Regions from separate parts of the Homo sapiens genome. Here region 2 is linked to region 1. A link is a loop called in an ENCODE intact Hi-C map of the cell type or tissue named here. Cell type or tissue: MCF 10A. All regions are shown on one strand. Links, peaks and the distances in the headings refer to the core of each region. The heading gives the core; the rest is flanking DNA.

Region 1 (16,283 bases), core at 3,126-11,125:
TTCTGAGTAGCTGGGATTACAGGTGCCCACCACTACACCTGCCTAATATTTGTATTTTTAGTAGAGACAGGGTTTCACCATGTTGGCCAGGCTGGTCTCGAACTCCTGAGCTTAGGTGATCTGCCCGCCTCGGCCTCCCAAAGTCTGCCTTCTATAAAATTGGGGTAGCGCCCACCTCATCAGGCTACGATGGAGATGAAACGTGATGATGTGTGTAATGTGTAGGGCTAGCATGATGTCCTACAGATGGTGGCAGGTGCTTTCTGCAGCCTGCACCTCTGGCCCTGGCGTAAACCAGAGAAGATCACCATCTGCACTAGGTAAAGCCCTGCCTAGACACAGGTGCATGGACCAAAGGACCCTGAGGACTCTTTGGTCCTTTGAAATATTGACTTTCTGACAGCTTCCTGTCTTCATTTCCTATCATCTCTGCAGGAATAATGTACTGATCTGCTGACATTAAGAAGGACCCTATTTTCAGATTACTTCTTCAAAGGAGCAGCATCTACATTGGCAAGGTGATTACAACCCAAGCACACAGCTGATTTGGAAGACTTGAGTCCCAAAAGATGACTTTTTTTTTTCCTCCTCCTCTGCAGGATGCTTTAGCTTGAAACATCTGGGTAACTGCTTAACACCTTCCTATTTTGCAGAACATTCCCAGCATCGGGGCCGTTTGCATCTTTCTGGGCTAGTATTTTTCAGGATTATTTAGAACCAAGGACCTCATGCACTGGGGGAGGTCCTGCTCCTCTCTGCCCACCCCGTTTCTCATGCCCCCACTTCCACCTCCAACACTCCCTCAAGGGCAGAGGCGCTCATCTTCCACTGTATGTCCGCAGGGTTAAAACCTGCCATGTTGCCTGTCTCCCAGGACATGGCTCCTTCAGGGATTTCTTTCTTTTTTTTTTTTGTTTTTTTGTTTTTTTTTGAGACACAGTCTCGCTCTGTCACCAGGCTGGAGTGCAGTGGTGCAATCTCAGCTTACTGCAACCTCCACCTCCCAGGTTCAAGCAATTCTCCTGCCTCAGCCTCCTGAGTAGCTGGGACTATAGCGCACAGCACCACACCCGGCTATTTTTTGTATTTTTAGTAGAGACGGGGTTTCACCATGTTGGTCAGACTGGTCTCGAACTCCTGACCTTGTGATCTGTCTGCTCGGCCTCCCAAAGTGCTGGGATTACAGACGTGAGCCACTGTGCCGAGCCTCCTTCAGGGATTTCTTAGATCTCCAAGAGAGGTGCTGCGGCTCTCACAGGTGTTGGGCTCCAGGAGCCTGTCCTGGGAGGCAGGGGGCCTCTCTGTGGGAGGAAGCACCTCTCCTAAGACTGCCCAGTGATCCTTGGGGGACACTGATTATGGACAACGTGTAATTCAAAGGTCGTTACCTTTGGTTTCAGGATGGGTCAGAAAGGGCCTGAAAAGCTTGGATTATTCTCTCTTCTGCATGGACTAGAGAAGGGTCAGGAAGGCCTGCAGCTAAGCAAGCTTTAAAGCCATGGTATAGTTGATTTGGGCTCAGAAAGCTCAACTTGTGAGACTAGACTGATTGTGTGTCTGTATTTTCTGTACTTCCTTCCTTTTCTCCTTTTACCATTTGATACCTCTTTGTCAATGGTAGTCTGTGCTACTGGGAACAGTAGGAGAGGGTTGGGTCTTTGTTCTTAGACTAGAAATGTAATAAGATAGGGATAGGCACCACACCCCTTGGGCTTGGATATGCTTTGAGCAACAGATTTGGAGTGAGGGAACTCCAAGGGGCCAGGACAGAGTGAGGTGCTGGTGTGATCAGGATATAGGGTAGTCAAACTCAGGTCTTCAGATTCTCATTCCAGTGCTCACTCCCTTGCATCACAGTTCCTCTACAGATGCCATAACAAGAAACACTTCCACTCCCTCCTGTGTCTGAACTGTGTGTTAGACACAAAAGAAAATAATTCTGGAGTCGGTACAGTGGCACACATCTGTAATCCCAGGAACTCAGGAGGCTAAGGCAGGTGAACATTTGAGCCCAAGAGTTCAAAACCAGCCTAGGTAACCTAGTGAGACCCAGTCTTTTAAAAAAAGAGAGAGAGAGAGAAAAGAATTCCTGAAGGCAGGGCTGGGACTGGTAGTGCCAGGAGGAAACAAAAAGCTATTTGCTGTGGTGCCTGAGCACAGAAGGAGAATAGAGAAAAAGGAGGCAGAAGGAGTGCAGAGGGGAGGAAGGGGAGAGCAGGGCGTTCTGTGTGGGCTCATTTGAAAGGAAGTACACAAGCCCATCCAGGCCATGGGTTTGGCCATATCTGGAAGGGCTGGACAGGCCAGGTTGAAGACAAGAAGGCCTCAGTGTGGGGAATTTTATTACAATGAGGCAGGAAGGAGGTGGTCCTTGGGCTTCTTTGTCACCCGCAGGGAGAAGGGAGACGTGAGAGCTGTGGGGAAAGAAGCAGGCCTCCTCCCCCTGCATGGAGACCTTTGTCCATGCTGCCGGCGGCCACAGGAGGGAGGCGTGTGAGATGGCGGCTGCTGGAGAATGTGATGCCCGCTGGTCCAAGAGATGACCTTGAGAGAGAGGAGAGACAAAATTGAGCTGGTGTCTAGTGTGGGGGAGAGGGGAGGGGCAGGTGAGGTGGGAGGAGAAAGCTGAGAGGCAGCTAGACAGGGAGGGGGTGGGGAGAGCCGGGGCCACCTCCCCGTCTGGTCTGTCTGCCTCTGTCCTGGCCAGAAGGAAGGAGGACACAGACACAGGCATGTAGGGGTGCGGCAGAGATGGGGGGCCGTGTGTCTTTGAGCCCCAAGGTTCTCCTGAGCTGAGACCTTCATTACCTCATGTGCTTCCTAAGGATACAGGCCTTGAACCTGCTGGGGGCAGGCCCTGGACTCAAGCTCCATAGGCAGCCCCCCTTTTTCTAGCCTGGGTGATGCCCTCCCGAGTCCTTGCTTTTCAAAGCATTTTGGGGGGACGTGGTAGGGGCACCCATCCTCTGCTCCAGGAGCTGGAGATGGGATTTCCCATTTCTCTGACAAGAATTCCCAAGAAGTGATGGCTGTCACTGCAGCTCCACCCCCATGCCCATCTTTCTTTTTCTGTTATAGATTGTTTATGTTAAGTCATCTTTCTCTGGGACAAAGTACTTAGCCTCTCATTTTCATCAGTAAAAGCAGGGATAATAATTCCTTCCTCACAGAGTTGTTAGGACTGCCAAATTAGGTCCCATATGTAAAAGAGCTTGCTGAAGTGCAAACTGACAGCAGAAATGTAAGAGATTACTATTCCCAGGGAAGAGACAAAAGAGAAAAGGAAGCAGGAAGGGAGTCCAGGCAAGGTCAGGGTGGGGAAATGGCCTTGGCTCCTAAAACAGACTTAGCTCCAGCCTCTCCAGCAGCCCCTCCCACCCTCCCTTCTCCACGAGCCTCCTCTGGCCCTAGGCCTTGCTGGGTAACCTTTGGAAAAACAGGACCCTGGAGCTGAGAATGGGGCAGGCAGAGGGGGAGGTCATTGCAAACTCATCCTTTCTCTCACGGAGAGGAGGGGCCCTGGCCTCTTCCCCTTGACCTCCTCCCGCTGATACTCATAGGACAGGTTAGGGCAAGACCCTCCTGAAGGCCACAGGGTGCCCCAGAGGAGGGAGGCACTCCCCTTCACACAGAGCTGGCAGAATAGTCACCAGGGTGCCGCCCAGAGCAAGTGCCCTTGCCAAGGTCAAATATGAGTTGCTGCTGGGCCACAAAGGACCTGGATGAGTGAGGTTAGGAAAGTCTGGTGTTGGAGGAGGTGGATGTGATGCAAACCTAGACTGCCGGCTGGCATGAGGCCCTCAAGCTAGCTGCCGTGCCTGGCTGGACCCCACAGCCCCTCCTCTCACTCCCTTCCTTTGTACTCTCTCAGGGCTGGCTTGCATCTGCTCTGTGTCATTCTCTCCATCTTTACCATTCTACAAGACAGGAGGGCCTCACTCTGGCTAAAGAGGTGCTCTCTGCCTTCCCTGCCAGTTGCCCAACCCTAACCCCTTTAGGTACCTGAGAAACAGGAGGCCTAGCTGTTCACATCAAGATCGAGAAGGAACAGCTGTGGGGTTTCTCTCTCTCTGTCTCTCCCCATCTCTCTCTTCCTCCTTCCCTCCCTGGTGCAGAGGGACAGATGCTCTGTTTAGAATTTCTTCAGGGAGACAGACAACAAGGGCATTCTTTCTATTCCTTGGGCTTCCCTAGCCAAAAATGGGGGATTAGCCAAGAGACAGCTGCAGAGGCAGCGGCCCTTGGGGAACCCCTCCCGGAGCAGCAATGGCCTGGGGAAAGAAACTCTCTGGAGCTGGCCTCCTTTAATTGGAACTTGAAAATGGTGTCTGCATTGGAGTGTGGCAGAGAGCAGGACTTCAGACTCTGGCTGGATGGACCCCGGATTGAATCCTAGCTCTGCCACTCTCTTGCTGTTTGGGTTTGGGCCTCTCCCCTTTCAGAAGCCTGTTTCTTCATCTGCAGTCTGAAGATGAGCATCCCTACTCACTAGGGTTTTTGCTGGAATTAAATGAGTTGATGCACAGAAAAGCTTCTATTATAGGTCTGGCAAACTCCAGGAGTCCAGGGATTGTTAGATCTCCTGTCCCACAATAGAGCAGGAGCCAGGTGACTTTCTGTATTCAGCAAAGAGTAACCGAGAGGCATGTGGGAATGATGTGGCTTCCAGTACCCAAAAGCCCCAGTTCTGGAAAACCTTTTTTTTTTTTAATTAGATTTTTGAAAAAATTGGATTCCTCGGCCAGGAGTGGTGGCTCACACCTGTAATTCCAACACTTCGGGAGGCCGAGGCGGGCAGATCACCCGAGGTCAGGAGTTCGAGACCAGCCTGACCAACATGGAGAAACCCTGTCTCTACTTAAAGTACAAAATTAGCCAGGTGTGGTGGCGCATGCCTGTAATCCCAGCTACTCAGGAGGCTGAGGCAGGAGAATTGCTTGAATCCGGGAGGCAGAGGTTGTGGTGAGCCAAGATCACGCCATTGCACTCCCCCCTGGGCAACAAGAGTGAAACTCCATCTCAAAAAAAAAAAAAAAAGAAAAAAGAAAATTGGATTCCTCAATCCAGGATCTCTTGCATTTGGAGAACTTTAGGCTTTCAGCTGTTGCATGCCTAGGCCTTGTCATAATCCAATAAAGCAGGATATGGAACGGGATATTGGATATGGAAGGGGATAGGATTGGTGGATGAAACAGAGAAAGGGAGAGAGAGACAGAAAACACACACACACACACACACTCTGAGAGAGAGAGAGACACACACAGAGAGAGAGATTCCGCTGTAACAAACTCTTGGAAGACAGAAAGAGGAGGCAAAGGAGAGGAAGGGCCAGTGACAGCTCTGCTGCTCTGAAAGTCAAGGGGCCCTTGGCTCACTGCCTTCCCCGTCCTTCCCTGGGGCCAGGTGCGCTGGAATCCTAGATTCCCTGGGAGTGAGGGTAGGTACCATGACGGCATGAAGTCACCTCCCACCACCTTCAAGACTTCCCACTGCCAGTCTGTAGCCTGTGTGTTGAGTCCTGGTCCAACCCTGAGTCACCCGTGTGAACTGGGGTCAGTGATTGGTCTCTAGTTCTCCATCTCTCCATCTGAAGAATGTGAATAATAATTTCTGACTTGGCTGTTTACAGGACCGCCGTGAGGATCCAAGTGCACAGTGAGGTGGGGGGAGGCAGATACATGGATTCCTTTCCACGTGGCCCACAAGAAACACCTGTCCCTCCAGACTCGGGGACCACCAGGGACCTTGAATAGTTGCCTTGGCAACTCATTGCCTGGCTAACTCCCACTCCTTTGGGTTTCAGCTTAAACATCAGTTGTGCAAGATCTTCTGGACCCCTAAGTTGGGTCCTCCTCTTGTAAGCATTCATAGCATTCTCTACATACCCTTTACAGCACTTTTATGAGTTGAATAGCATGGTTATTGGTGTGCTTATTTGTTTCACACCTGTCTTTTGCACTAAATTCTAAGCTCTCTGAGGAAAAGGAATATGTTTCTGTTGCGTACCATCTTATCACCACGTAGCAGTGGGTGCTCCATAAGATCCTCCTGCGTGAGTAAGTGAATTCCCTGCCTCATCCCTCTCTCATGCCTTAGCATGAGGCCTGAGGCCAAGAGCCCGTCCATCACATACCCCTTGCCCAAAGCCTCCTTATAACGGTCAGGAGAAGGGTGGCATCTCCTCCTCTCCCTTCTAACTCAAGGAACAAATCACTGGCTACATGATAGTTGCCCTTCCTCCCATCCTTCCAGCATAGTAGCCCCTGCCCAGGATCCAAAAGGCAGAAGGTGAGTAATTGCTATTTTTATTTATCTTTGCACAAGGCTGCCCTCTGGTGGTCGAACATGTAGGAGCGAATGGGAAGGATGGAAACCCCAGTAGCCAGGAACCAGCCCAGCTGGCTGAGCCAACCACGCTCAAGAGACTGGCCAGCGAGCCAGGGAGTAGGTAAGTGCTACAAGAAGCGCATCTGGGTGAAGATTCGTGTCAGTTCTCCATCCTTATGAATGGCTCCCTCCAAATCTAACAGGAGGCCCTGGCCTCAGAAGAGCAGGAAATGAAGGAATGCCCTATAGAAATCTTACCTACCTCAGCCCCAGTAGGATGGTGTGCAGGTAGGGGGAGCTGGTTTAAGTAGCTATTCTTTCTCCTCAGTGGTATGCAGGCAAACATTTTACAGTCAGCTCTCAAAAAAGGAAATCCCAATTTGTAGTGTTTACCAATTTCTGTAGTGTAAATACCCCTACCATGGCCCATTTTAAACCACCGATATGATGTCACTGAATGAGGAGCTGGAAGAGATGCCCAGTAGCACACCATTATCTAGAGTTTCCCCCATACAGACACCATGGACAGAAATAACTTCAAGGGCACGATTAATAGTGAAATATAGTAAACTAATTGAAAATGATGATTTTTGAATAATTATTACATTTGTTTTCAATATAATATATTTAATTGTGAGTTTATATAATTTAATTTTTCATAATGGCTGTGTTTAACAACTGACTTGCAAAATTCTGGAAAATTTAGTAATCGGTTCCTGCAAGTAGTAAGAGCTGGCTCCAGCACATCACTGCTCTCCTCTTCCCCACTTCTTCCTTCTCTTCCTCCTCCCCCTCTTCCTCTCCCACAGCTTTCTTGGCATTCTGTGTGGGTGCAAGAGATGGGGAATATGGAAAAGAGCTCCACTGCAGACACTGCTATTTTCTGAGCCAGGAGCCATAAGTGTCAAGGAAAGAAGATGGAGAAATGCAAATTTGGCTACTGAAAAACATTTCAGTACATGAGTGTGTGTGTGTATGCATGCGTGTGCATGTGTGTGATATTTGCAAGGGATCGAGAGGTTGATTAATGCCTGGGCTAAAGATCACCGTTTAAAGATAAGGAATTGGGCTTTATGGCTGGAGGCCCATGCCTGCATGGTCCTTGGAGGGTTCTTACCTGGGAGGAGTGGAAGGGCTCCGAGCTACGTGAAGCGGCCGATGGGGAGCCGAGGCAGGCAGAAGTAGGCGCTGGGGAAGAGGCTGAGGTTGATGGGGTTGCCATCCAGGCGGATGTCTTCCAGCTGCCTGCGGGTGTGTTTGTGCTCCTCGGGGTCACAGAAGACGTCTCTCTGCATGGTCTCTATCAGGTTATTCTGGGAAGAACACATACCAGCTGAGCCTCACCAAGAGGCTCTGCCCCTTAAGCAGCACCAAAGGCTCACATCAGCTGTCCCTACCAGCTCTGCCTGCTCTGGTGCAACTGGAGAAACTGAAGCATCTAGGGCCAAAGCCACACAACAAGGGTGAGAAGAGGAGCCCCAGGGGGGATGGATGGAGAGAGAGGGCACAGATGAAGAGGAAGAGAAGGGGAGAGAGGAAGGAGGGAAGGACTGAAGGGAAGGAAAGAGACAGAGGGTAGGAAAAAGAGAGAAGGAAAAGCAGTTGGGTGAGATAAAATAAAATGGTGGAGGGAGAGAAAGTGTTTTAAAAAGAAAAAATGGAGAAAATCAAACTGGGGTCATGGACAACTATTTAGACAAGACCTCCCAATCCTTGTCTCCAATAAACCCTCCAATCAAGGAGACCCCACAGCTGCCTAAGCCTCATGCCTCTCTCTGCCACGACCTGCTCCTGGTATCTAACTTCCATCCTCCACGCTGTTTATCACCCTTGCTCTGGGTGGTGCTCCTTACCTGCAGGTGTACAGAGCGCAGGCTCAGGGGCAAAGGCCCCGGGATAGAATCCAGCAGGTTGTCTGACAGGTAAAGGAACTGCAGCTTCTCCATTGCCTGTGGAGAAAGCAAAGAGTGTAGGAGGCTGGTGGGTCCTGTTGGACCCTGGCAGTGAGGAGGGCTATGAGACCAGAGACAGGTGGCCCCATTTGTTCACTCAGGGCTCACTTAGCCTCAGCCATGCGCCAAGCTCTGTGCTGGGTGCCACAGGGGTTGCCCAGGTCTTTAAGGATCTTACAGACACTAACTCCAACTGGATGCAGGAGGAAAGCTGCTACCATTGAGGTGCCAGCCACTGAAGTAGGAAAGAGCTAATCAGCTGGTAATGACACTGGGTAGTGCAGGGGAGGGGCAGGGACAGGGTAGAAGGGAGGACCAGGGGACATTTCCGCTTTGCCTCAACTTCTCTGCTATCAGAAAGGACTTTCCCCAATGACAAGTCTCCAAATGCTAAACCTGGGGCCATGGACAATTATCTAAACAAGACCTCCCAATCAATGTCTCCAATAAACCCTCCAATAAAGGAGACCCCACAGCTGCCTAAGCCTCATGCCTCTCACTGGCATGACCTGCTCCCTGGTATCTAACTTCCATCCTCCATGCTCTGTTTATCGTCCATGCTCTGGGTGAGGAGCAGGTACAGAGCAGACACTCGGGAGACAGCCAGACCAGCAGAATGAGAACCTCAGGCACAGAGAGGTACACAGTGTGTGCATGGGACCGTGCTCTCAGAATTAGACAGTGTTAATCAGAGAAGCGTTTGGGAAGAGACAAGCCTTCAGCAGGGCTCAGGGAGCAAATAAAAATGATAGTTACCATTTATGGAGCATCTACTATGCGTATCTAACCCTCCTGTTCTCTTTGTAAAATGCTATCTTATTTAACCCTCCAGCAGCTGTGTCAAGCAGGTATTATTACCCTCATTTTGCAGATGAGAAAACAATGTCAGAGAGGTCAGGAGACTCTCGCACAAACCCAGGTCTCTGTGGCTCCAAAGCCCAGGCCTTATCCTGGGCTGAGAAAACAGCTCTGAGTCAAGGCAAAGCAGCGCCTCCTAATATGGAGACAGCTGGCATGTTGCTGAGGCTGAGCAGTGGGGAACTTCAGGGATCATGCAATCCCGTTCTTTGAGACCGAAAAACTGAGGCCCGGGGTCACGTGGCCGGCTTCTGATTCCCAGTCTAGTGCTCTTCCACCACAACAGTGGTAGTGACGCTGTTCTGTAAAACTCCCTCAAAGACCACTGCAGACAGGAGAAGGCTGAGAGGGTGGAAGTCACTGGGGAGGGCAGGGCAAGAGAGCAAGCAGGTGTGCCTCTGTGCTCTCATCCTATTTCAAAAATGCAAGTCTAATTTGGTTTATTTGATGCTTCTAAATAGGAATTAGATTGCGTAAAAGATTCTACTACTTGAGAGACAGAGAGAGAAAGAGAGAGAGCACATGGGCGAACACACCCGGGGCTCTTCCTAGCCCTATTGAATGGGCTGCCCCAGTGGGCATATTTGTGTCATACAACTTAGCCCTTCCCATCAAAACTGGCCAGCCAATGACCAATCAAATAGTCTCTCTTGGACAGGCACAGTGGCTCATGCTTGCCATCCCAGCTCTTCGGGAGGCCAAGGTGGGCAGATCACCTGAGGTCAGGAGTTCGAGACCAGCCTGGCCAACATGGTGAAACCCCATCTCTACTAAAAATACAAAAACTAGCCGGGCATGGTGGTGCATGCCTGTAATCCCAGCTACTCAGGAGGCCGAGGCAGGAGAATTGCTTGAACACGGGAGGCAGAGGTTGCAGTGAGCCGAGATCATGCCACACTGCATTCCAGCCTGGGCGACAGAGCCAGATCTGTCTCAAAACAACAACAACAAAAGTCTCTCTTGAGTATTTGATCATAGAAAGACAATGATTCATCAGTCACTTACTGAAGGGTTTTGGAAATAAAAGGATACGTAGAATTAGGGCCAGAATCAGCACTATTCCAAGCCAAACTCACGTGTATGTTTTCAGGGAGCAGAACCTGTGAGTGTGCAGAGGATGCTGGTGAGCAAACAGGTGAATTGAGCAGATGCACAGAAAGAAGTCAAGACAAGAGGCCGTGTGTCCCAAAGAGGGAGAGAGAGTTGTCCACCTGGACTTCTGAACCCCCATTCCCAGTACAGGTTGAGTATCCCAAATCTGAATATCCAAAATCCAAAATGCTCCAAAACCCAAAACTTTTTGAGCATCAACAAAGTGCTCAAAAGAAATGCTTATTGGAGGCTTTTGGATTCTGGATTTCAGGTTAGGGATGCTCAGCCAGTAACAGGCCCATGAGGCCTGATAGTACTGTTTCCATTCATGGAGGTTCTTGGGATGGCCTTTTCTTGGGTCAGAATCAGTTTCTTGCAACTGAAAGAATCAATAAATAGCAAATTTAAAAGGATGAAAACAGTGGGTGGTGGTGATGGAGGTGCATGGTGGGAGTGCAGGTGGGTGGTACAGGTGGGTAGTGCAGGTGGGTGGTGGTGGTGGATATGGGTGGTAGGAGTGGAGGTGGGTGGTGGTGGTGGCAGTGGAGGCGGGTGATGGTGGTGGAGGTGGAGGTGCAGGTGGGTGGTAGAGGTGGCAGAGGTGGAGGTGGGTGGTGATAGAGGTGGAGGTGGGTGGTAGAGGTGGAGGTGGGTGGTGGTGGTGGAGGTGGGTGGTGGAGGTGGAGGTGGGTGGTGGTGTGTGGAGGTGGGTGGTGGTGTGTGGAGGTGGGTGGTAGGTGGTGGTGGAGGTGGGTGGTGGTGGTGGTGGTGGTGGTGGTGGTGGTGGTGGAGGTGGGTGGTGGAGGTGGAGGTGGGTGGTGGTGGTGGAGGTAGGTGGTGGTGGTGGCAGTGGTAGGTGGTGGAGGTGGGTGGTGGTGGTGGTGGTAGGTGGAGGTGGTGGTGGTGGAGGTAGGTGGTGGTGGTGGCGGTGGTAGGTGGGTGGTAGGTGTGGAAGTGGGTGGTGGTAGAGGTGGGTGATGGTGGAGGTGGGTGGTAGAGGTGGAGGTGGGTGGTGGTGGAGGTGAGTGGTGGAGGTAGGTGGTGGAGGTGGGTGGTGGTAGAGGTGGGTGGTGGAGGTGATAGATAGTGGATCTAAGGCCTTGACTCACCCTGAAGGCTGCAGGCTGTATCCCCGAGCTCTGGAGCCGATTTAGGCGGACATCCAGGAACTCAATGCCACTGGGCAGCACGGGCAGAGCTTCCAACTGGTTCTCTGGGAGGATGAGGTCCTGGAGGGCATGTAGCAGGCGGAAGGCATCATTATCGATGGAGGAAATGAGGTTGTTGGAGAGGTCAATCCTCTTCAACTTTGCTGAGAGAGGTTAGGGGAGAACAAAGAGAGAAACCAGAACACACTATCTTTCCTTGTCCAGGTTGGAGCTGTCTCCACACCTTGCTCCATCCCTCTCAAGATGAGGGGATTCTAACCAGCTCTCCACCTGCACTAGGCCCAAACCAGAGGAAATAACATAAACCAGGACTCCTTGGAAAAGCCCTCGGATGCCTCAGTGCCCCTCCCTGGAGTTTTGTCCTGTGCAGTGGCCGTCCATCTTGCATCCTTTAGAAGAAGCCTCTTGAAAGCGAGAACCAACAGGCCCAGGAATCCCTGGATCCACCTCACCTCCACTTGTGAGTCTAAACAAAAGGGCACTGAGGCCTGGAAAGGCTCTGGGTAATTAGTGGTAGAATTTGGATCAGAACCCAGGTCTCCTGTCTCAAGCAGGGCATAAGGCATAAAGAAGCTAAAAGCACACAAACAACCCTGTAAACAGCATCAGTGCCATGGAGAGTAGATTTAAGACTGTCCTGCCCAGAGGCCAGCTGATCACACAGCTGTCACTGCTGGGACATCCTGAAGATGCTGGCAGATCATACCTTCCCCTCCCAGCTTCCCAGACGTTTTTGGAGAACAAATAAAAACAGGTCCCTTCCACCATCTAAATACTTCAAGGAAGGGACTTCTAGAGACTTCGGGCTATTTCCCTTTGACAGCTGGAGGGACTGAGAGCCAACAGGAAAGAGCTAACACGGGGGGCACTAACACAGTGTTGGTGACTGTCCTAGTGGCAGGGTGGCTGCATATGCCTGCCCCCACTCCTCTTTTCCCAGGGCATTACATACTCAGCCCTTTGAAGTCTTCGGCCCTGATACGGCTGATGCGGTTGAAGCGTGCATACAGGTAGGCAGTCCTCCGAGGAAGAGGAGGAATGTCCTCTAGGTCAATGTCATCGCAATACACAGAGGAACCGAGGCACACGCAGACCAGGCAGGTGGGCAGACCTGGCCCAGGTGGAAGACAGAACAAAGGGAGATCTCTTTAGCCTCTGGGGCCAATGGCCCTCGCCCCAGGGAGTGTCTGAACCATGGCCATCTGTGCCTTTTTGATAGCCTATGGGTTGCTGCCCAGAACTGACGGGCACCATGTACACGGTGCTGTTGTCTGCTCCCCTGTCACTCTGTCCTCTACCCCAGAGAGGCAGGTCCATCCTCAGTTACTACCCAGCCCAAGCCCATTTATACTTTCAGCAGACCCTGGTTCTGTGTACATTTTCCTGGGCCTATGTGGGTGTTTCTAGGAAATCCCTTGGTCTCTTTTCCACAGGATTCCTCTCTGGTCCCAAAAAGTAAAGCCAGAATTAAGTGGGATGGCCAGTGGTTGCTGGCTCTGCCATCTGCCTTGGGGAAGAGAAATTAGACATGTTCTGTGTGGCTCCAAGAAGCACAATAGAACCAAGGTGGAGTACAGTGCCTACCCAGCAACCACTTCCCCTTCTTATGGCATCAGCATGCCAATTTTTCTTTGGGAAGCAGCCCTCTCCTGTTCTGTCCATGACCCTGTCTCTGTACCCACGGGTAATGAGGTTAGGCCAGGTCAGCCACCCCAAGTAGTTGGGGAGACTTTATTGGATCATACAACTGAATAGCGCAGGTGGTTTCTGTCACTTGCTATCACAAGGCACAGAGATTACTGAGAGACCAGTTTAGCTCAACTCAAGGAATAACTCTGGTAGCAGTGACACAGCCCCCAGATTAAGGAGCTCTTCTCTGCCAGCAGTGACCAGGAGGAGTGGGTAGAGCAGAGGGGCCCCAGCATCTTTCTTATCCTGAGGCTTTGAATGGTGGATTCAGCTGAGGCCCTTTATGGCCTCTTTAAGCCTGAGACTGTAGCTCTGAGAGGTCATGGATTCCTGACTGAATGGTTTTCCTGCCAATGCCCCAATACCCCAGGTCCACCCAAGGCAAACATCCCGAGAAGAGAACAGGGAAACCGCGGGCAAGCAGGTCCAGAATGAACTTCACCCCTCCTCTGCCCACTTCTGATTTCCAGCAGATTGCTGAGGCCTCACTGCCAGGGATGCCAGCCGCAGCCTCCAGGAGGGCATCAGGGAAGGAAAGAGAGCTGCTGAGGAGGGACTTTGAAGCTGAAAAGCAGTGTGACTGCTTCATTTGCTCCCATGCCAAGTGACAGCCACAAAGTTAGTTATTCTTCTCTACAGGCTTTTAATTGTCTGTAATCTAATTACCACTCAACCTGCTTCCCCCGTCATGCTATTAATTAAGGCAGGGTGGCTTTGCTAGGGCATAAGGGAGTTCTTGCATTTCTTTGCTTCTTACTCAACTTGTACATTCAGGCAAAAGTATTAGGGACAGCCAGTGCCAGTCTTTGATTTCTTTTTTCCTGTTCTTACTGTGGCTATTTCCCCTTCTCTCCCTGCTAGTAAGGGTAGCCCTGACCCTCCATGCCCCAACCCCAACCACGTTCCACTTTGGTACCCCCTGGTGCTGGGTCATAGCTGCTTGGCCTATGACCTAGGGATATTGCGACCATGTGACTGTGCACTTACCATGGTTGGGCTGGGAACTCAGTAGCAGCCCTGCTGTAGTAGGTCTGGTCATCGTGGGGTTTGACGAGGGTGTCCCTGGAGCCGTAGTGCTCTTGGCGGGACTGATGCTGGTTGCAGGAGCGAGGCTAGTCACCTTAACCTGGAGATGTAGCACAGAGTACACAGTAGCCCAGCTTTTGCACAAAAGGGACTTAACTTTGGACTCTGGGAACCTCAGTGATGGATTTCAAACCAGCAAAGAGTCACTGTGGAGGAGGAGGAGGGAAGGATAGCAGAAAGACTGTGCAAAAAGGGGACCTGACAGAGCATCAGGTCCAGCATGTCCATCCTATGGATGAAGAAACTGGGGCCCAGAGAGGAGAGGGATGAGGATCAAAGAGCCAGCAGGTGGTCAAGGCAGAGACGAAACCTGCTCTCCCGATTTCCCAGGCCGGCACTCTTCCCCTGCTCCACACCGACCAGGCTCACGCACAATTGAGTAGGGGCTTCTGGGCTTGCACCCCACGCTGCTGCAGTGAAGGCCAAGAGGACCTGGGAAAGAACTTCAGACTGGAGGACAGTTTCAGAAAAGAGATGGGGGATGTGGCACTTTTATTTCCTAGAGAATATGATGAGGACATTGCGAACCCCTCCCCCAGTGAGACATAGCTTTGGCAGGGGGAGGCAAGTATGAGTTTTGAAGAAGGAGAAGTCCCAGGTTTGTGTCCTGTTTCTTAGTATCATCTAAGTGACAAGTCCCTATGGAGGGATAAGAATTTCCACCTCACAGAGAAAGAGGTGGAGGCTGGAGACACCCGCACTTTGGGGCAGATGGGAGGGCCCTGGCCTCTGACTCCCAGTGTCATGCAGGGAATGTAGTTGGTCTGCTGTGTCCCTCACCTCGGGGAGTTGGTCCCCATAATCTGTGAGCTCCTCATAGTTGCTCAGGTCAATGACTTCACCATAGTTGTCTGGGTTCAGGACATCATTCCGCAGAGGCAGAACTTCAAAGGAATCGCCTTCCCTGGGCATCTGCTCCTCTCTCCTCTTCCTCTCCTTCCTTGGGAGAGAAGCTGTCCCTGTCTCCTGCAGCACCAAGGCCAGCAGACTCAGGAAAGCCAGGAGCCTCATGGGGAGTCAGATGGGACTGAGAATCCCTTCAGCGGCTGGTCCTGGCAAGTGGGCACGAGGAAGGGCAGCGATCTGAGGGACAGGCTCTCCAGAGTGTTGTGGGAATGGCTCGCAGATTTACTCCACTTCCCACCCCCACACTTGCAGACTCAGTGCTCTCATCACATGCACAAATTCCCTACCAGCTGGGACTATGTCTTGGGGGGTATCTCCTAGCAGCCCCCTCCCTCCACCGCCCCACTTGAGTGTTTTTACACGCTCACCCAAACACTGATATTCACTCACAGAGGCATGTGCAGACACATCTCAACACAGACACATTCACAAGAGTCCCCTTGTTTACAAACGAGGCACACACTGGTGCATGCACACAGATGTCCTCTCTTAAACAACCCCATGCTCAGAACATGACTGCTAGTCACTAAGCTCGATTTAGAGAATGTCAACATCAAATAATCTTATGGGGTCTTTTTGTTTGTTTGTTTTTTTGAGACGAAGTTTCATTCTTGTTTCCCGGGCTGGAGTGCAGTGGTGCGATCTTGGCTCACTGCAACCTCCGCCTTCTGGGTTCAAGCGAATCTCCTGCCTCAGCCTCCTGAGTAGCTGGGATTACAGGCACCCACCATGCCTGGCTAATTTTTGTATTTTTAGTAGAGAAGGGGTTTCACCATATTGGCCAGGCTGGTGTCGAACTCCTGACCTTAGGTGATCCACCCACCCTGGCTTCCCAAAGTGCTGGAATTACAGGTGTGAGCCACCGCGCCCAGTTGACTCTTGTGGTTTTTTATAAAGATCATCCATTCATGCATTTGCTCAACAAACATTTATGGGTGTCTATTGAGTTCCAGGCACAGGACTTGTCTCTGTGGGTACAGAATGAATGAGGCACAGCCCTTCCTAGGAGCACCTAGTCTCTTTAGGAGACATGGACTTACAATGAAACATACAATGTAAAAAAGAATGTTAGTTTATGAAATATACTTCTAAATGCAGCTTTTTAGAAACAGATTATTACAGATAAAAGAGTTCTTTGTGTGTGATTGCATGAGTGTGTACGCATCTGGAAATTTCCTTAGATACCTGTGTATATTTGTGTGTG
Region 2 (16,283 bases), core at 2,736-10,735, 160 kb before region 1:
ATAAAATAAAAAAGAGTATGAACTCAAGCCGAGTGGCCATTACTTGGGAATACATAAAAAGACAAAGAGAGATGCAGACATATTTCAGTGTCCCAAGGTAGAGTGAGCTTCCAAAACTCATGGACTAGAAAGAACATCTATTCCAAAGGGCTCGCATCCACAGTGATGGACACAGGGCTCATTGTTGAAAGAGACAAAGGGCAGGCAAAGAGGTGACTCAGCCCCAGCTGGTCATTGTTGATGGAAGTCTCTCAGGGGAGAGAAAGTGGAGAGTATTGTGTATTTTTCTTCCAAGTGAGCAGAAAGGTTGTGTCATCACCTCTCTATCCCAACCTCAGCTCCAGAGCCTGGCCTAACCTGTGCAATTAATGAATGAGCCACCTCTCTCTGTTCCATCCAGTGTGCTTCTGTTTCCAAGGGAAGGAAAAGTATGAAAGTCCCAGAAAGGGGCCAGGAACGGTGGCTCACGCCTGTAATCCCAGCGCTTTGGGAGGCTGAGGTGGGCAGATCACCTGAGGTCGGGAGTTCGAGACCAGCCTGACCAATATGGAGAAACTCCGTCTCTACTAAATATACAAAAATTAGCAGGGGGTGGTGGCACGTGCCTGTAATCCCAGGTACACGGGAGGCTGAGGTAGGAGAATCGCTTGAACCTGAGAGGCAGAGGTTGTGGTAAGCCGAGATCACGCCATCGCACTCCAGCCTGGGCAACAAGAGCCAGACTCCATCTCAAAAAACAGACAAACGAACAAACAACAACCAAAAAAAGTCCTGGAAAGGGATCCAGTCTCCAGAGACAATCAGTAAGACCCAGGCACCACTCCTTCAGCACTTGCTCCATCTGCCCACATTCTTTGCACCTTAAAATTGGCAGACTGAATGAATGGTTGATGGCACATCTCCCTTGATCTGCAGGACACAGTCACAGAGGTTTTGGTGCAGATAGAAGGGGAATGAGCCATCACTGAAGGAATCCATCTACTCTCTAGGGAGAGGCAAAGGTGAACACAACCCAGTTGATTCTAAACTCCTATACATACCACTTTAAACACCACTTCAACCTCCAAGGCAAAACCTGGAAGAATGGTGGGATGGTGGTCGGAGGTTTGTAGGAAGTGAAAAAATAAGATATTTTCTAGATTATTTTATTTCTAAAGCCCTAAGCTACCAAGATCATAAGAAGAATACCTAGCACCAAACTATTTCCACCTCCCCATTTTTCTCTATACCTCATTCCCAAACTTCTGACTTTATTATCCCATACTTATGTGTATCCCTTCCCCTACCTCCTTCTCCCCAATCTATCTGTCTATTTCAATCTCTCAATCTCTCTCATTCTCTTTTCCCACATCTCCAGGGACAGCCTAATTGGATTGATCCTTGCCTGGATAATTTCTGAAACCAATCAGTCCTGTCCTAGTCCACAGTGGCTCACACAGTGGAAGGAGCAGGAATGTGCTGAAAAGCAAGTCAGGCACTTGTGGGGCTGCCACAGCCAGCACCAACCCAGGACCCATCTGTGTCACTGGGGTCACGGATGATGGGTCAAAGGCATGTGGGACCAGATTCCATGAGCCAATCTGCATTCTCCCCAGTCCATCTGGAGCTTGCTTGTCTAAGTCAAATATTTATGTGGGAACTAACTACATTGGAGGTAGAGATAAACAGTTAACACTGAGGACTCTAGGTGGGGGAAGGGGAGGGATAGGAGAATATTCCCATGGATTAAATACAAAAGTCAGTTATAGTAACTATAGCCATCTAAAAAATGAAAAAAACAAAACAAAACACCAAAGTCAGGATGTAGTATGCTCAGCCAAGCTCCCAATCTAGCATAAATAGGGGAGTGGCTTGATGGAGGCAGAAGACTAGACAGATTAAAAAGGCACTACAATCTGACCCTGGCTCCTTTCAGGGTTCCCAAAGAAGCTGACCACTCAAGAACTGAACACAATAAGCTAGTCCTACCCAACTACAAGCTGCAAGATGGCTCCACTGTTCCACCTCCGTTCCACTCTGAGCCTACAGAGCATGGTGGGGAATAGACATATGGATGCTAAAATCCAACCCCTGGTGACAGGCTGCTTTCTTCTCTCTTTCCCCACCACTACACAAGGATTCGCAGAGGAGGAGTAGCATCACACATCCTATCCAAGCAGAGTGAAACTTTCATAGGCATCTCATGCTATTTGTTTCTGCAGAAGATTGCCAGAGCAAGCTTTCCCCCAGTTCCTCCAGTCTAACACACCCTGGCCAGCTGTTCCAAATTAGCAAGATCTTCATCACCAGAGAGGGATCTTTTTCAGTGTGGTGGGGAGGGGGTCACTTTCCTCCCTTTAGGGTTCCTGTCACTGGGCCCTCTCTCTGTAAGCAGCCAAGTCCTCAGAGAAGCTGAGGACACGCCAGGCTGCTGTCTTCCCTCCCTCCTCCAATGGCCAGACCAAGAAAGAGAGCTCGCCTTCATGCGGGGGAAGTCCCACGGCAGTGAGGCTATGGAAACTTTGCCGTCTAAGGCTGTGGAATTCTTCCACTGGGCTCCTGCAGTTAATCATCGCAGCTCCCTGGATTCCCAACTTTGGGCTTTAAAAGGTAGCACCCGAGCAAGAAGGACAAACATATCGAGGAGAAGAAAGAAAAAAAAGTTGGTGTAAGCGAAAAGATAGCTACCTCCAACACTAGTCTACTGAGTAACTGAGCAATTGTGAGAAGAGGAAAGAAGAAAAGAGCACAGGAAAAATAAGTATAGGCCACACTCCAGAACCTTACTCCAGACTGCCAGCGAATGCTGCCCATATCCACTCCCTAGAACCTACAGGGAACATTGCTCCTTTGCTAATGTACTTGTAGAAGGATTATCTAGGGTTGCTTTGTTTGAAACTTTCTCCTCTCAGTAGATCACGGGCTTCTGTCCCCCTTTGGAAAAAAGTGCTAGAGGCAGGGCACAATGATTCACACCTGTAATCCCTGCATTGTGGGAGGCTGAGGTGGGCAGATTGCTTGAATCCAGGAGTTCGAGACCAGCTGGAGCAACATGGTGAAACCCCATCTCTACAAAATATACAAAAATTAGCCAGGCATGGTGGTGCGCACCTATAGTCCCAGCTACTCTGGAGGCTGAGGTGGGAGGATCTCCTGAACCTGGGACGCAGAGGTTGCAGTGAGTGGAGATGGCACCACTGTACTCCAGCCTGGATGACAAAGTGAGACCCTATCTTAAAACGAAACAAAACAAAAGCAAAAAGGTGCTAGAGAGCTCACAATTGTGAGTACACAGCACTGAAATATTAACTTCCAAGATGGTCAAAGTGGCTTCTTAGGCCAGGTTGTCATGGTTTCCAAGACCACAAACAGAAGTTTGGTTCAAAAGAAGGGCAGGAAGGGAACTGCCTTTTTCTTCCTAAGGGAATAGTTTCAAGAGCCAAGATAAGAGGGGGATATGGCAAAAGGAAGAGAAGTTTCCATAACAGGGCAAAGAAAATGGACAGTCTTGAGAGTTCAATTTTTCCTGGTGAGCATAGGGAGAGAGGCCTCATTTGTAGGATTATAAGGCCCTATTCAGATGGTGAGATAAACCTAGGAGGTTAATAGGAAGAGGAGTCAGCTTTCTACTATGTTAAATGTCCACCCAACAAAACCTAGGAGGCACGAAGAACGGGGGCCAAAATTAAGCTACTTTGGGAAAGCGAAGGCCCTCCAAAGACTCTGAGTTTTGCCTGAAAGAGGGCAGATGAGATAATTATCCCCAGAAGTGATGTGTGGAGGTGCTGTTTCCAGAATTGAGGCCTGCCTTGCTGTCCACCTCCTGCAGGTCCCCTGGTCAGGACCCTTTCAACTCTCATTTCAAAGGAGCCAGATGGAGAACATTGTAAGAAACCAAAATGCTACCATTCCTCCCAGCAGGAGCTGTCAGCTGAGTGTGGCCACCTGGCCCAGGAATTCCCTTTCATACTCATGGGCAGTTCTCTGTGGCTTATGAGAATCCCCTTGGATGCTTCCTCCTGAGCTGGTGCCAGCTTGGAAAGGAGACAGAGTTGCTCACCGCTCTGCTCTACCCAGAAGCAGCAACTGTGGCACCACTGTAGGTTAATTACCACGTATGCTCCACCACCTTCTCAAAGCAGGTAGGCTGACCACAAGCTAGGAGGCAGGTCAGACCTGTCACAATTTTATCACCAGTAACAATACTAGCCAGTAAGTTCCTGGTCTTTTCAGGGAGCATGTCCTCTGCTTTTCCCACCAACTACATCAAACAAGAATCCCATAATCATAGCCACGTAGATGGAAAAGTCTAAACAAATCCCCTCATTTTACATTTAAGCATGTATTAGCAAAATATTGTGCTGAGCACTGGATAAAAAGGCTACACAATTTTTTTTTTTTTTTTTGAGATGGAGTCTAGCTCTGTCACCAGGCTGGAGTGCAGTGCTGTGAATCTCGGCTCACTGCAACCTCCGCCTCCCGGGTTCAAGTGATTCTCCTGCCTCAGCCTCCTGAGTACCTGGGACTACAGGCACGCACCACTGTGCCTGGCTAATTTTTGTATTTTTAGTAGAGACAGGGTTTCACCATATTGGCCAGGCTGGTCTTGAACTCCTGACCTCGTGATCCGCCCATCTTGGCCTCCCAAAGTGTTGGGATTACAGGCGTGAGCCACCGAGCCCGGCCAAGGCTACACAATCTTGACAGGAAAGCAGGACAGGGGCAGAGACACCTGAGGCAAAGAAATCTGTATTGGGTGTCAAAGGAAGGGCAGAAACATCTCCCACGCCTGCTAGCCTGTGCCTACCCAAAACCTCTAGGGTTTCCCCTGCTGCCAGCTTGTGGCCATCAAGCTGCTGCAGGAGAGAGCTCATCACAGCGTGGGCCTCCCACTAAGGGCTCACCCTGAGCAGAGGGGAACCTTCTCTTTTCAGAGCTGCTACATACAGTCAGGTAGCATGTGCCCTGAACATGGGCACCAGGTAAGGAGGTGGTTTGGGAGATGAAATCCACCCTAAGTTTTGCCAGATGGGCCTTGCTCCTGTGGGCTATATTCACCTTTCTAAAATCTTTAAAAGTACCTTAAGGGCCGGGTGCGGTGGCTCACGCCTGTAATCCCAGCACTTTGGGAGGCTGAGGTGGGCAGATCACGAGGTCAGGAGATTGAGACCACGGTGAAAGTCCATCTCTACTAAAAACACAAAAAATTAGCCAGGCGCGGTGGCAGGCGCCTGTAGTCCCAGCTACTCGGGAGGCTGAGGCAGGAGAATGGCGTGAACCCGGGAGGCGGAGCTTGCAGTGAGCCAAGATCGCGCCACTGCACTCCAGCCTGGGTGACAGAGCGAGACTCTGTCTCAAAAATAAAATAAAATAAAATAAAAGTACCTTAAGGACTAGCAGGTGCAGTTAACTGTCAACCTGGCATTCCCTTGGGTCACCAAATCCTGAAAAATATCTAAGGAAGAAAACCAGTAGTGAATCCAGTTTGACATGGGGATGCACCAGAGCCAGAGCTGAAGATGTCAAAGTGGCCAGCCCCGTGGGGCCCCTGCACCCGGGCCAGGCTCCTGCCCCTCACAGCTCACAGGCTCTCCCATGAAGTCCTTCCCAAGTAGCACCAGTGCCTCTCAGCCAAACCTCCTCCAAATCCATTCTCCCTGAGCCTTCATTTCCTCATCTAAAAAAATGGGGATCAAAAAGTCATCTACCCCATACCAAAGTTGAAAGGATTATTACTTTTTTCATGTGCAAAGGCCCTTGCCCTTGGATGAAGATCAAGTATCTTAAGAAGCCACTGAACAGTGGAGGCAAACTGCTCCTGCCCCTCTGTCAGAGCCTCCCCGTGCCTCTGGCCACCGTGTTCCTATACTTTCCAGTCCTGGATCTGGACCCTTGGCTCTGTGTACCAGGAGGACATTGGTACTCCCCATTCCCAGACTTCTCCAGAATCTCTAATTTTTGCAGCTATATCTGGGGAATCTATCTGTCTGAGGTTCCTTTTTAAGTGGTGTCAGCAAGACTAAGTAAAAAGACAGAAAGAGTTCATGAGAGTAAAGGAACTCTGTTAAGAACTCACATGTGGATAATGCTTCACAGTTTTCAAAGCACTCTGACATTTGATCTTTGCAACAATCTTTTAAGATAGACAGGACTGACAATATCATTCTTTGACAGATTTTAGAGCATATGGTCTTAAAGGTGAAGTGACTCACTCAGTTAAGGCCATGCAACCACAGGAAGAGCCTAGAAGAAGCTAAGGCATACTCCATACTACAAGGTCCTAAAAGAAATTGGAGAGAAGAGGCTGGGCACAGTGGCTCATGCCTGTAATCCCAGAGACTCAGGAGGCCGAGGCAGGAGGATCGCTTGAGGCCAGGAGTTTGAGACCAGCCTGGGCAATACAGTGAGACACCGTCTCTACAAAAAATAAAAAATTAGCTGGGTGTGGTAGCATGTGCCTGTAGTCCCCACTACTTAGGAGGCTGAGGAGGGAAGATTGCTTGAGCCCAGGAGTTTGAAGCTGCGGTAAGCTATGATCACACCACTGCACTCTAGCATGGTGACAGAGCAAGACCTTGCTTAAAAAAAAAAAAAGAGAGAGAGAGAGCAGCCTGTAGAAAATAGTGGGATAATTCTAGGCCCAACCCAGGACATTGGAGCTGGGGATTCCTGTCCTGATGAGCTCAGAGGATTAATATAGGTTCTCCTACTTCCTCTCAGAGGTAACAGTGAGACATGCTGAATGTATGTGTGATGTGTGTGTGTGTCATTCTTCTTGGCCATGGGTACCCTGAGAGTACAGTTTGTGGTCTAGATGGAGGCGGTACACCTCCTGGTGTGTTGTGGAGGTACAAAAGGGAGGAGAACAAAAAAGGGTGGAGGAAGATTAGAAAAAGAAAGGAAGAAGGCTCTTTCCCTTAGGGAATTCCCAGTCCGCAGAATTCTAAATAAAGAAGACAGGATACACCCATATTAAGAAGGCCTATGATTATAGTACAGCACATCCAGAAATATTGAAGTGCATCAGGACCAGGAAGGACAAAGACTGACAAGGGGAAGAAATGCAAAAAACAAAAGCAAACACAAACCCAAAAAATATAAACAGGAAACAAAATGTTGCTCTACAGTCTCTAGACCCTTTAAAGGCCTTCAGCATTGAAAGGAGGGAATCTCCAGGGTTAACAATAGGGTCTTTCCCTAGGAAGGCAAGCAAATGCAAGGTTCTGGCCCCAGATAATCACTTCTCTCTAGCTAGCACTTCTGGGTTCAGGTGATGTCATGCGCATTAAGTATTTGTCGAGAAAAGAGACCTCTGGAAGAGTAAAACCTCAGGACAGAGTTTATAAACAGCACACTCAATTCCACCTGCCTTCCACTATCTGGGAGAGTGACCCTCCTCAGTTTCCTGCTACAAGGAAAGAGTAGGCTATTCTCTTCATATTACTGCAAATTATGATATACCCAAAAAATGTGATTTAAAAAAGGAGGGCCTCCATGGGCAGATGAATGGACAAACAAGTGTGGCACATCCATACAATGGAATTATTATTCAAGGAAGGATGTTCTGACACATGCTGCCACACGGATGAACCTTGAAAACATTATGCTAAGTGAAATAAGCCAGTCACACACACACAAACAAATACAGTATAATTCTATTCATATGAAGTATGTAGAATAGGCAAATTCATAGAGACAGGAAGTAGAGTGGAGGTTACCACAGGCTGGATGGAGTGGGGAATGGGCATTATTGTTTAATGGGTACAGAGTTTCAGTTTGGGATGAAGGAGAAGTTCTAGACATGGATGATGGTGATGGGAAACCTACACTGGGAATGTAGTTAGTACCACTGAACGGTCTACTTAAAAATGGTTAAGATAAGCTGGGAGCGGTGGCTCATGCCTGTAATCCCAACACTTTGGGAGGCTGAGACGGGTGGATCATGAGGTCCGGAGATCGAGACCATCCTGGCTAACACGGTGAAACCCTGTCTCTACTAAAAATACAAAAAGAAATTAGTCGGGCGTGGTGGCAGGCACCTGCAGTCCCAGCTACTCGGGAGGCTGAGGCAGGAGAATGGTGTGAAACCCGGAGGCAGAGCTTGCAGTGAGATCGTGCCACTGCACCCCAGCCTGGGCAACTGAGTGAGACTCCATCTCAAAAAAAAAAAAAGGTGAAGATGGCAAATTTTATGTTCTGTATATTTTATCACAGTAAAATAAATAAATAAAAATAGGAGAAGGAAGAAGAGCAGATGGAAGAGTCATCCTGGTATAGACAGGTGAGAAGGGTGGAGAAGGGAAGAGCAGAGCTAAATTCCAGATGTGGACCAGCAGCTGCTGTCACCGAGAGTTCAGATCCATTGTGGTAATGGAGGTGGAGGCCAGTGGGGCACAGGTCAGTCACCACAGACACGCCCAGGGCTGGGAGCCCACACAGAGCCTGGCACAACATCAAAGAACTCAAGGGACCTGGCAAAGCTGAGTGACAAGGCAAAGGGGTGGAGAAACAGACTGGGCTTTCTGAATACCATGCAGCATGCTTGTGTGTGGTAGGAGACAATGGTGGGAGTGCATTGAGGGTGGTGGGCATAGGGTAGACAAATCACCTTTTCAAAGAGCAGGAGAAAGGCATCTGTGTTCATCCTCTCCTCTCCCAAAGTCACCCCATCATCAGCTCAGAGAACACAGGCACCTGGTTACAGCAGGTACAGCTAAGGCTTTCCTGACCCAAGATGGGGAACTAAGTCTCCAGGCTTTTTGATCACTCTGTATTAGTATCTCATTTGATCCTCTCAACAACCTTGGGAAATGGGTCGTATCACTCCCATTTTACAGAGGAGAAAACTGGCTAAATACTTTGTCTAGGCTCACACAGTAAGAAGCCAAGCCAGAATCCAAACCCGACTTTGGCAGAAGCCACACTTTTTTCATAATATTGCCTTTGAGGTGCTTTCCAGACATGAGAGCTCTCTTTCTCAGTGATCATTCACCTCTTAAAGTATGGTGCAGAGATTAAGAGCATAAGCTCTGTGGACAGACAGCCCAAATCCCAGATCACTACCCATTTGACCTTGGGAAAGTTTTTTTTTTTTTTAGACAAAGTTTCTCTCTTGTTGCTCTGGCTGGAGTGCAGTGGCGCGATCTCAGCTCACTGTAACCTCTGCTTCCTGGGTTCAAGCAATTCTCCTGCCTCGGCCTCCCAAATAGCTGGAACTAGAGGGCCACCCCACCATGCCCGGCTAATTTTTGTATTTTTAGTAGAGACAGGGTTTCACCATGTTGCCAAGCTGGTCTCGAACTCCTAACCTCAAGTGATCCGCCTGCCTCGGCCTCCCAAAGTGCTGGGACTACAGGCATGAGCCACCGTGCCCAGTCCCTGTGCTCTTCTTCTTATTTATTTATTTTTTTGAGACAGAGTCTCACCCTTGCTAGGCTGGAGTGCAGTGGTGCGATCTTGGCTCACTGCAACCTCCGTCTCCCAGGTTCAAGCAATTCTCCTGCCTCAGCCTCCCAAGTAGCTGGGATTACAGGTGCTCACACCATGCCCAGCTAATTTTTGTATTTTCAGCAGAGATGGGGTTTCACCATGTTGGCCAGGCTGGTCTCGATCTCTTGACCTCACGATCTGCCCACCTCGGTCTCCCAAAGTGCTGGAATTACAGGCGTGAGCCACTGTGCCCAGGCCTCCCCCCACCCCCCACCTCCGTTCTCTTCTTACTGCTCCCTAGGAGCCTATTCATCGGCTGTTACATTGAACTGGGACCTCATTTTTTATCTCCACCACCCCAAGTGATACATTCTCACCCCAATGGCGTGCATTCTCACGATCTTCCAACCTACTACCTTTTGTGATAGCTATTTTTATCCTCTTTCAACAACTGAAGGAACTGAGGCCTAAAGCTCTGCAGTTAACTTGTGGTGAAACTGGACCATAAACCCAGGTCCAAAAAACTCATGGTCTTGGCTGTTACATGATGTTTTGGCATTAGAGAGAAAAAATCTACCACATGGTAAAGGGAAAAGTAGCTTGGGTTGAATTTCAAATACTTGGATTGGAATCCAAGCTCTGTGACCTTGGACAAGTTTCTTTCTTTCTTTCTTTCTTTTTTTTTTTTTTTTTTTGAGATGGAGTCTTGCTCTGCCGCCCAGGCTGGAGTGCAGTGGCACAATCTTGGCTCACTGCAACCTCCAGCTCCCAGGTTCAAGCGATTCTCCTGCCTCAGCCTCCCGAGTAGCTGAGATTACAGGCACCTGCCACCACGCCCGGCTAATTTTTGTGTTTTTAGTAGAGACAGGATTTCACCATTTTGGCCAGGCTGATCTTGAACTCCTGATCTTGTGATCCACCTGCCTTGGCCTCCCAAAGTGCTGGAATTACAGGCGTGAGCCACCACACCCAGCTTTTTATATATTTTTTTTAGCAACAGGGTCTCACCCTGCCAACCAGGCTGGATGGAGCAATCTTCCCGCTTCAGCCTCCCCAGTAGCTAGAACTACAGGCTTCCCCCACATGCCTAGCTAATTTTTATTTTTATTTTTTGAGACAGGGTCTTGCTCTGTTACTCAGGCTGGAATGCAGTGGCATGATCAGAACTCACTGAAGCCTCAGCCTCTGGGCTCAAGTGATCCTCCCACCTCAGCCTCCTTTGTGGACTACAGGGGTGTGCCACCATGCCTGGCTAATTTTCAAATGTTTTTGTAGAGACAACGTTTTGCTGTGTGGTCTCGGCTGGTCTCAAACTCCTGGGCTCAAGTGATCCTCCCACCTCTGCCTCCCAAAGTGCTGGGATTATGGGTGTGAGCCACTGCACCTGGCCAGAAACTATAATTTTTAAATACCTGCTTTGGGCTTGTCATTCTGACATATATTACATGAAATTATAAAGATTAATGATTCAAAGTGATTAATACAAGAGCTACTCAAGAAATGGTAATCTTTATTATTTTCTTCGATATCACAACCATAAATTTTTTTTTAACTGACACATTTTCTATCATTTTCATTTGTGTTTCCTTTTCATTTTTCTTCCCCTCTGCTAGTTTGGAAGTTATATTATACCAAGTTTTTTAGTATTAGCCTAGAAATCTTAACATAAAGACTTCTAATAAGCAATATCTTTAATTTTTTCCCTAGAAAATATAAGGACCTTAGAACACTTAAACTCCAATTACTATATTCACCTTCTAATTTTTTTTTTTTCAGACGCAGTCTCACTTTGTCACCCAGGCTGGAGTGCAGTGGCGCGATCTCGGCTCACTGCAACCTCCACCTCCTGGGTTCAAGCAATTCTCCTGCCTCAGCCTCCTCAGTAGCTGGGATTACAGGCACACACCACCACGCCCAGCTAATTTTTGTATTTTTAGTAGAGACGGGGTTTCACCATGTTGGCCAGGCTGGTCTCGATCTCCTGACCTTGTGATCCACCCGCCTCAGCCTCCCAAAGTGTTGGGATTACAGGCATGGGCCACCATGCCTGGCCTTACCTTCCAATTTATATACTATAGTTACTGAGGATTTAAATTATATCTTCATTTTATTCCTATCAATTAGACATTGTTATATTTCTGATATTTCTTGTCTTTGACATCAATATTTAGATTTCACTCCATGTTTACCATTTTATTTGCTCATCATCCCGTCTTCGTTTCTTTTTCTTTTTTTCTTTTTTTTTTGAGACAGGGTCTCCCTCTGTTGGCCAGGGTGGAGTGCAGTGGCGCCATCATAGCTCACTGCGGACTGAATCTCCTGGGCTCAAGTGATCCTCCCACCTCAGTCTCCCAAGTAGCTGGGACTACAGGCCTGCATCATCATGCCAGGCTTTTTTTTTTTTTTTTAATTTTTATTAGAGATGAGGTTTCTCTATTTTGCCCAGGCTGTTCTTGAACTCCTGAGCTCAAAAGATCCTTTCATCTTGGTTTTCCAGAGTGCTAGGACTATAAGGCATGAGCCACAGTGCTCAGTCCATCATCCCTTCTTGAATCTTAGACTTTCCTTTTAGTACAGGCATACCTTGGAGACATTGCAGGTACGATTCCAGACCACTGCAATAAGGCAAGTTCCTGGTTATTTATTATTGTTTTGGTTTCTCAGTGCATATAAAAGTTATGTGTACACAATACTATAGTCTATTAAGTGTTTTTATGGTTAAAAAACACAATGTGACTACCTTAATTAAAATATATTTTGTGTTAAAAATGCTAATGATCGGCCGTGGTTCACGCCTGTAATCCTAGCACTTTGGGAGGTTGAGGGGGGCGGATCACTTGCGGTCAGGAGTTCAAGGCCAGCCTGGCCAACATGGTGAAACCCTGTCTCTACTACAAATATTTTTAAAAAAGGGTGACCCTTTCCTGTCCCGGCCTGCGTGGAGTCTCTGAGACCTTAAAATTGAGAGTGTTTTCGCACCTCAGGGGCTACTCCTGGTGGTTCTGCGCCTGTCACCATGCCACAGAACGAATATATTGAATTACACCATAAACACTATGGATACCGTTTGGATTACCATGAGAAGAAAAGAAAGAAGGAAAGCTGAGAGGCTTATGAACGAGAGGCTCATGAACGTTCAAAGAAGGCAAAGCAAATGATTGGTCTGAAGGCTAAGCTTTACCTTAAACAGTGTCATGCTGAGAAAATACAAATGAAAAAGACTATCAAGATGCATGAAAAGAGAAACACCAAACAAAAGAAGGATGAAAAGACTCCACAGGGAGCAGTACCTGCTTATCTGCTGGACAGAGAGGGACAATCTCGAGCCAAAGTACTTTCCAATATGATTAAACAGAAATGAAAAGAGAAGGTGGGAAAACGGGAAGTCCCTCTGACTAAAGTACATGCCCAGGGAGAAACAGACGTATTAAAAGTTGTTTGAACAGGAAAGAGAAAGAAGAAGGCATGGAAGAGGGTGGTTACTAAACTCTGCTTTGTCGGAGATGGCTTTACAAGAAAACCACCTAAATAAGAAAGACTGATCAGGCCAATATGCATTTCAAGAAAGCCCATGTATTACATCTTGAACTGAAAGCCACCTTTTGCCCACCAATACTTGGTGTAAAGAAGAATCCCTCATCCCCACCGTATACAACTGTGGGTGTTATTACCAAAGATATTGTCATTGAGGTAAATGTGAGCGAATTGGGCCTTGTGACACAAGGAGGCAAAGTTATTTGGAGAAAATATGCTCAGGTTACCAACAGTCCTGAAAATGATGGCTGCATAAATGCAGTCTTACTGGTTTGACAGCAATTTCATATATAATTATTGGGGACTACACACCAACTGAAAAAACTGCCATTACTGTAATGTTTCTACCAAACAGCCATATATGTCTGCAATCAAGAGATTTATTACATTGTAAACATTAAAATGGTCCAGTTTTATAAATGGTCTTTGTTTTGAAATCTGCTTAGACCCCATGTTCATAAAATTGAATGATTGAAAAAAAGCAAATATACAAATATCCTACTTCATCAATATCTGCATTTATGCGTGGGTATTCAGCAATTTCCTGAAAAACCACCAGTTCCGTTGAAAATGCCTTTCAAAAAGGTTAATACACACTTAATTATGTGTCTGAGAATTTAAATGAAGTATCTTCTACCTCGTTATTCATTAATCCTAAAAAGACAGCATTAATACAGATGTTAAGTTTACAGTGTTTACACTAAAAGTATGTGAGAAGACGCAAAGTTCAGAACTCTTAGAGAAATCTTTTCACCTGTGAAATCCTTAACTTCTGAATACCGCAAAGGTCTAGTGAATTCACATTCTAAACATTTTTTTCTTCCATTTACCATGTAGAATAATACCTACTTGGCACTGTTTTCTACTTGAATCATGAAAATGAAAAAAAATACTAAAGTCTTTGTACTTTCTTAGCATTTCTGTGTTCTAAACAGTATATTTCTAGTTTCAGAATGGTATTAAGAATTAGTTTAAGCAGCTCCAGCTAAGTTTTAAAAGGATAAAGAAGACTGCACTGATTCTCTGAGGAGAAACTTATTTGCAGTTAGATGACATAAAAAAGTAAGGTGTTAGGGTTGTAACTTGGTGAAAGCACTTTTGTGATCTGTGATATGTTGTGGCTTTAAGGATGGCTGTATATTATATTAATCTATAATCACCAAAAAAAAAAAAAAATAGCTGGGCGTGGTGGCACATGTAATCCCAGCTACTCGGGAGGCTGAGTTGAGAGAATCGCTTGAACCCAGGAGGCGAAGGTTGCAGTGAGCCGAGATCGCACCGTTGCACTCCAGCCTGGGCAACAGAGCAAGACTCCGTCTCAGAAACAAAACAAAACAAAACACAACGCTAATGATCATCTGAGCCTTCAGGAAGTGGTAATCTTTTTGCTGGTGGAGAGGTCTTTTCTCAATGTGGATGGCTGCTTGCTGATGGGTGGGGTAGCTGTGACAATTTCTTCAAATAAGACAACAATAAAGTTTGCTGCATTGATTGACTTTTTAGTGAGACTTCTCTATAACATATGATGCTATTTGACAGCATTTTTTCCTTTTCTTCCTTTTGTTTCTTATTTTATTTATTATTATTATTATTATTTGAGATGGAGTCTTGCTATGTTGCCCAGGCTGGAGTGCACTGACATGATCTGAGCTCACTGCAACCTCCACCTCCCAGGTTCAAGCAATTCTCCTGCCTCAGCCTTCCAAGTAGCTGGCATTACAGGAACGCACCACCACACCTGGTTAATTTTTGTATTTTTAGCAGAGACAGGGTTTCTCCATGTTGGCCAGGCTGGTCTCCAACTCTTGATCTCAGGTGATCCGCCTGCCTTGGCCTCCCAAAGTGCTGGGATTACAGACGTGAGCCACCGTGCCTGGCCTCTTTTTTTTTACATCCCCATGAAGGACTGATATTTGACAGCATTTTACCCAGAGTAGAACTTCTTTCAAAATTGAAGTCAGTCCTCTCAAACCCTGCAGCTGCTTTATCAACTATGTTTATGTAATATTCTAAATCCTTTGTCACTTCAACAGTATTTACAGCATCTTCAACAGGAGTAGATTTCATCTCAAGAAACCACTTTCTTTGCTCATTCCTAAAAAGCAACTCCTCATTTGTTCAAGTTTTATCATGAGATGGCAGCAATTCAGTCATATCCTCAGGTTCTACTTCTAATTCTAGTTCTCTTGCTATTTCCACCACATCTACAGTTATTTCCTCCACTGAAATCCTGAGCCCCTCAAAGTCAGCCATGAGGGTTGGAATCAACTTCTTCCAAACTCCTGTTAATGTTGATATTTTGACTTCCTCCATGAATCATGAATATCTTTTTCTTTCCTTTTTTTTTTTTTTTTTCCAGACGAGGTCTCACTCTGTCACCCAGGCTGGAGTGCAGTGGCACAATCATGGCTCACTGCACCCTCGACCTCTCAGGCCCAAACGATCCTCTCACTTCAGCCTCCTGAGTAGCTGAGAGCACAAGAGCACACCACCATGCCTGACTAACTTTTTCACTTTTTGTAGACAGGGTCCCCCTGTGTTGCCAGGCTGGTCTCAAACTCCTAGGCTCAAGTGATCCTCATGCCTCAGCCTCCCAAAATGCTATGATTACAAGCATGAGCCACCATTCCCAGCCCTTGAATGTTCTTAATGGCCTCTAGAATGGTGGATTCTTTCCAGAGGTTTTCAATTCACTTTGCCCAGATCCATCAGAGGAATCATTGTCTATGGCAGCTATAGCTTTACAAAATACATTTCTTAAATGATAAGACTTGAAAGTCAAATTTGTTCCTTGTTCCATGAGCTGCAGAATAGATTTTGTGTTAGCAAGCATGAAAACAACATTCATCTCCTTGTATGTCTCCATCAGAGATCCTGGGTGACCAGGTACATTGTCAATGAGCAGTAGTATTTTGAAAGGAGTAGGTTTCAACAGTGGGCTTAAAATATTTGGTAAACTGGCCGGGCACGGTGGCTCACACCTGTAATCCCAACACTTTGGGAGGCCGAGGTGGGCAGATCACCTGAGGTCAGGAGTTCGAGACCAGCCTGACCAATATGATGCAACCCTGTCTTTACTAAAAACACAAAAATTAGCCAGGCATGGGGGCATGCGCCTGTAATCCCAGCTACTCGGGAGGCTGAGACAGGAGAATTGCTTGAACACGGGAGGCAGACATAGCAGTGAGCTGAGATCGCACAATTGCACTCCAGCCTGGGCAACAAGAGCGAAACTCCATCTCAAAAAAAAAAAAAAATATATATATATATATATATATATATTTGGCAAACCATGCTGTAAATAGATGAGCTGTCATCCAAGCTTTGTTGTTTCTTTGATA

The links. Hi-C counts contacts between places; a loop is a spot of excess contacts. Peaks named below come from ENCODE experiments on the same cell type or tissue, not always from the same donor. Only the 100,000 strongest peaks of a DNase experiment are listed, where the experiment ranks them.
Region 2: it touches region 1 in a loop (6-fold over the local background); 5 of 110 quality-filtered maps call a loop at or near these places.

The regions. Positions count from the first base shown.
Region 1 is chr1:203,494,907-203,511,189 of GRCh38, reverse strand. OPTC (opticin) reads right to left here. Exons shown (of 8, transcript NM_014359.4): 2 at 14,954-15,225; 3 at 14,075-14,213; 4 at 12,351-12,509; 5 at 11,339-11,541; 6 at 8,181-8,276; 7 at 7,445-7,640; 8 at 2,241-2,544. The coding sequence starts at 15,184. The coding sequence ends at 7,470. It overlaps LOC105371688 (a long non-coding RNA gene), which reads left to right. Exons shown (of 5, transcript XR_007066807.1): 4 at 436-6,448; 5 at 7,137-7,518. Among named protein-coding and RNA genes, the nearest start is that of OPTC, 8.9 kb to the right of the region's middle. RefSeq lists a silencer at 6,307-6,482. In MCF 10A, for the core only: a CTCF peak has its summit at 6,343 (motif pointing left); a DNase peak (open chromatin) is centred at 6,339.
Region 2 is chr1:203,653,902-203,670,184 of GRCh38, reverse strand. All of the region lies in intron 1 of ATP2B4 (ATPase plasma membrane Ca2+ transporting 4), which reads right to left. It also overlaps the pseudogene NSA2P1. Among named protein-coding and RNA genes, the nearest start is that of ATP2B4, 35 kb to the right of the region's middle. In MCF 10A, for the core only: no CTCF peak of the experiment used is centred there; a DNase peak (open chromatin) is centred at 6,744.